2 separate regions of the Mus musculus genome follow, and region 2 is linked to region 1. The links are chromatin loops, found by intact Hi-C in ENCODE. Cell type or tissue: left cerebral cortex. All regions are shown on one strand.

Region 1 (2,500 bases):
GTCTGTGGGTTAGACCAGCTAAGGCTGCCAGTGTCAGGCCAGAAGCCCCAGCTCTCACGAGCTCTGTTGGCCTGTGACTCAAGTGTGCAGAAGGGGTGAAAGGTGGAGGGGAGGCTGAGACTGAGGAAGTCCTGCCAAGAGCCTGAACAGATGTTCAGGTAAGGAACACAGACTGCACGTGTGCTAACCTCAGGACCACAAGCATCAGCAGCGTGACAACCTTTACCGTAATGGTAATGGGTTAACACAGTTAGGATGTCTGGAGGAGAAGACCAAGGACAGCCCTGTTTTCTCCGGTCCTATATCTGTTTACTGGACATTTTTTCCCTCAGCCTAAGGAAATGATAAATAAGATTCTTGAATTTGTGAAAGAGCAATGTAAAAAACCATCCAACCTTAGCGAACTAAAGCAGGTTAAAGCACCTAGGTGGTGCAGCCATTATAAGCAGTGTCCAGATGGCACATGAGCGTGGGCCGTGGGCAGGAGGAAGGCGGAAGAACCTCCCTAGACAAGGACACAGCTGACCTCTGAAGGGTCTGCAAAATGTCAGAGGTAGAATGAAATTATGCTACTGTAAGAGGTAAACTGAGGCCACCAGGCATGAACTCACGTGTGTGTGTGTGTGTGTGTGCGCGTGCGCGCATCAGTGGGAAAGACTCAGGTGGCTCCCAGTCCACCCTGACTGTGTCAAGCAGTCAGTGATGGGCTAATTGAAAGAACTGTACACTAGGAATCTCTCTCCAGTCCTAAAAACACTTGGAAAGTGAAAAGAATAATGAAGGGAAAGGCAGGGGTTTTCCAAAGTTGAACTGGAAGGAATTTTAACCAGGGTCTTGGCCCTTGACTGTCTCTGTCCTATTCGTGGGACAAATTCTGCAGACCTTGTTGGAGAAAAGGGGTCAGGTATGAAAGCCAAGCCTAAATCACGGCGTGTTCTACAGGAAGGGAGCTGCGAGGCAAGCTCAGCCCGAGTCGCGCTCACATTCACTAAAGACAGCAGCTGCCGAGGGCTCCAGAGACACTCGCCAGGCACAGACGGATCCCGAAGCCACCGAAACCAAAGCACACTCTTCCTTTGTACTCGGACAAGATATTTTCATGCTGGCATCGCTAAAAAGACTCAGGATCACTGCCTTGTTCCTGCAAGCCACTTCAATAGAAGATGTCACACCACATGTGTGACGTGAGGGTCACACGCCTGCAGCATAGTGTCTCAACTAGAAAAGCAGACAGGGCCATTTCTCTCCACAAACAGGTGTCACATTCCCATCTGGAGAGGAAAGTAGATGGCAAGAAACATCCTTGTTACATTTTAATATATCAGTGTTTATTTGCCTGCTTTGCTTCTCTTCACAACATGAACTGCTCCAAGGAAGACGGAAGCTAATGACCCGTTCAAGGCTTTCACCCGGCCCCTGTGCTGCGCCAGCTGTGCCATTAGGTTAACCAGCAGAATGGCTCCGTTCCCTGCTACTGCAGAGCTCCACACATGGGCCTCACGGCAGCCTCCAAGCTGTCCCTGCCCACCGCACCCCCTCAGCTGCTGACTTACATCCCAAGGACATCATCTATCACTGGGTAAATCAGAGCCAGGGAAGGCTCAAGCTGATTGCCTGATGGTAGATGGGTGCAAAGCAGCCGGCCTTTCTATGCAAATGTCTACCGCAAAAGTTGCCTTCGAAGTTGAGGGCCAGGGGGTGAGTGCATTGCTGTGGCCACAGGATCCTGAATGTTCCTGATCATACTTGATCATGATGCTCCTCATATTCATTGAGATACAAGGTCTTCTCTATGTGCAGGGCGTCCAAAGGACATTACGAGCTTCATTTTATGTATAAGGAAGGATTTCACCAAATACCCAAGGTCATAAAGTCATCAAATGTAAAGACTGTAACTAAACCCGGATCCTCTGACTCCTCAGTATCTGCAGATTAAAAGGGGACTCTGCACATGGAGGCTGAAGCCCTGGACTATGAGGTAGAGACAGCCACAGTCCTGACCTCCAGTGGAGCCAACGATACCCAAGAGCCAAGTTATGGCACTCAACCTACAGGGGAGAGGGCCCACTGTGCAGGGGCCTCTCCATTTACCTCATACCTGGCAAGCACTGACTCTGAAGCTAAAATGGATCTGTGATCTGGACCTAAAATGAGTGAGAGAGCCAGGCAGGATCTCAGCAGCTCACAGAACCAGTGTACACGGAGTCTCTAAGACATGGTTAGCGTGAAGAGATACACACGCAAGCCACATGCCTAGACACGAAAAATATAAACAAGAGAAAACAACAACAGCAAAAGAATCAACAACCCACAGCTAAGCACTAAAGGGCCAACAGTAACCACCAAGGTTCTGACTCTCTGTGACTCTCTGTGACTCTCTGTGACTCTCTGTGACTCTCTGTGACTCTCCTCAGGTCATACACCTGCTCTGTCACATGCTTTCCTGGGTCCCAGACTATTTTATTTATAAAATACAGTTACTGAGAAACACCTCTGTGAA
Region 2 (2,500 bases), 55 kb before region 1:
GAGAAAGTAGACTGAGCATGGCCAGCAGAGCGGACCTGGCCAGGGCTATCTGTGAGAAAGGAGAACAGCAAGAGATAGAGACTAGAGCGAGCAAGGTGAGACTAGCCAGGGCAGAGAAAACCTTGCCATTATAGAAAGAACAACTGTGTGTAGGCAGAGGGAACCCGGGAAGACAGCATGCTAGCAGCGTGCTAGTGTGGACTTTGAAATGTAGAACAGGTACTTGGGATATTGAGGGAGCCAGAGGCCTGCCTGTGCTTTGATATGTAACAAAGGTAGCCATTTGTCCTTCTGCTAGAGGTAAGGGAAATGGTTCCTTCTGTTAGATGGGGACCAGTTTCATAAGTTCTTGAAGAAGGCTGGCTTTTATATAACCGCCAGACATCATACAGTCTAGCTTGAGCTCATTTCTGGATATATGGATGTCTTTTGGAGTACAGGGAACTGGGGCTTTTTTCTTTGGACCTGACAACTTGTCCTTAGAAAGCACTAGCTATGTACAAGTGTTGTCTGTCAGACAGGGGCCCTGTGGCCTGAGTGGTGGCCCACTGTGTTCATGAAGCTCAGGGAGACTTAGGGATGGCTTCAGGCAGCTAACAGACACTTAGAACTCTGGAAATGTGCATGAAGAAGGAAAACCACAGTGAGGGAGGAAGGGGTGTCCTGTAGCACTCTAATCCATCTTCCCCATCAACCCCCTACTGCAGAGGAGGAGAAATAACTTGTTTCTGTGTCAGGCTGACTTTCCTTGGAAATGTGGCTATTAGGCTGCTGTGATTTTAGAATGACCGTTACTTAGAAAGAATTCACAGTTATAGAGAGTAAAATAAATAAATAAATAAATAAATAAAGGAAAGCTCCTTTCTTGTTAGTGTTTTTCCTTTCCTTTTAAGAAAAAAAAAAAAAAAAAAAAAGCCTGAATCCACCTTCTTGCCACTCCATTAGCAGAGGAGGCTGGCTTACTCTCTAGGAGATCCCTACCTTTTGCCAGAAGCTATGAATGTATACTCTAAAGTAAACAATGGAAAGGTTACTGGAGGTTAAGCACATTCACACTTCAGACAGGAACAGCCAGGGCTCCCGGCTGGGAAGATAATTTACACAGCATGAACTTGGTGCCCTAGTGCCAAAGGGAGGGGTGTGTGTGTGTGTGTGTGTGTGGTGGGGGTTGGGGGGGGGGAGAACAGCCCATGTGACCCAGGTCTGGTGTCTGGAGGTCAACTGGAGGGCAGCTTTGCTTATACAGCAGCCCGTTCTCATTTATCTTCCTCTGAGGATTCCCTAGTTGGAAGCGAGACAGGTTTTGTGACATCACTTGTCAGCTAATAATAAAAATGCAGCCAGCCACCTGCCAGCAAAGATGGATGGGTTTTAGGTTACAAACTTACAAGCTGAGTGGAGTTCCCTTGTCTGTGCCTGCCCCCCTCCTCGGTGCCATTTCCCCAAGTCTGCTGGGGACAAGTGCTGTTGACTGGACTTCTCCACTAACTTGGGGAGGTTGAGGGTTAGGGTCGCATGGAACCCAGGGACGCAGACTGCGTGCTAACGCCCTGGCAGAGGTCATGAGGCGCAGCTGTCTGCAGAGTGCCTGCCTCTATGGCGTAGCTGTAGAGATGAAGTGAGACAAGCCTCCAAGGCCTGACTGAACTCAACTTTAGATTCATAAAGCCACAGCAAACCCAGACAGGCTGGAAATACAAAACAAACAAAAAACCAAAAAAACCCTCCCAGAACAAAGACACAAGATATAGGAACACATTCATTGGAAATCTTTTGGTTTAGTTTGCCTTGTTAAGAAAGGTTTAACTGAAAGTTAGCTTTACAAGTTGTATGTTAAAAGAGACCAAGAAAACATCTTGGCACAGGAATAGCTCTTTTCAACAATTGCAAGGAAGGGCAAGGGGCCAGGGAGGCTCTGATGCATAAGCCTGGCTATGGGCTGCAGGCTGCTGCTGCTGTTTCTGCCCCGTGGATGGGCTGTGTGGCCCAGCATACACCACATGGTGTCTCTGGAGTGGACACTGACTGCACAGGCAGCATCAGGAAGCTTTGCTCCTACTGTCCCCAGGTCACAGCAGGACCTTGCTACATCTGGACCAAGATGGGTCGATCAAGTCCAGTTCCTCTGTGCAGGTAAAATGATAATGTTGCCGCTATAAGGGTAGCTGTCCTAAACTGGGGAAAGGAAAGTGCTGGCTGCTCGGAGAGCAGGCCTCCACTTTCTGCAGGACCTGTACCCCAGCAGGGCTTCCTGTTCTGAGCCTCAGGCATGCTGGGAGCGCTATTCTCCACACACAAGTGCAAGCCATTCAGGGACACAGGCTCTTTCCTGACAAATAAACGTATCTTTAGATCTTTGCAGACACCACTGCTTTGGACCCTGCACCCCACTGGGGTGTTATTTTGGAAGAACAGTTCAGGGCTGTTCACAGACCAATTCTTTAAGTCTGTGAGCTGAATGTAATGTGTGGTTTTTAAAATCAGCCTGTCCCGTGCTCAG

Evidence for each region. Peaks named below come from ENCODE experiments on the same cell type or tissue, not always from the same donor. Only the 100,000 strongest peaks of a DNase experiment are listed, where the experiment ranks them.
Region 2: a loop joins it to region 1, with 1.8 times the contacts of the local background. A loop is called at or near these places in 1 of 42 quality-filtered maps.

What each region holds. Positions count from the first base shown.
Region 1 is chr17:5,268,504-5,271,003 of GRCm38, reverse strand. The region is part of intron 6 of Arid1b (AT rich interactive domain 1B (SWI-like)); the gene reads right to left. Among named protein-coding and RNA genes, the nearest start is that of Gm34854, 45 kb to the right of the region's middle. In left cerebral cortex, no CTCF peak of the experiment used is centred here; a DNase peak (open chromatin) is centred at 1,054.
Region 2 is chr17:5,323,354-5,325,853 of GRCm38, reverse strand. The region is part of intron 13 of Arid1b (AT rich interactive domain 1B (SWI-like)); the gene reads right to left. Among named protein-coding and RNA genes, the nearest start is that of Gm29050, 87 kb to the left of the region's middle. In left cerebral cortex, no CTCF peak of the experiment used is centred here; DNase peaks (open chromatin) are centred at 344 and 1,392.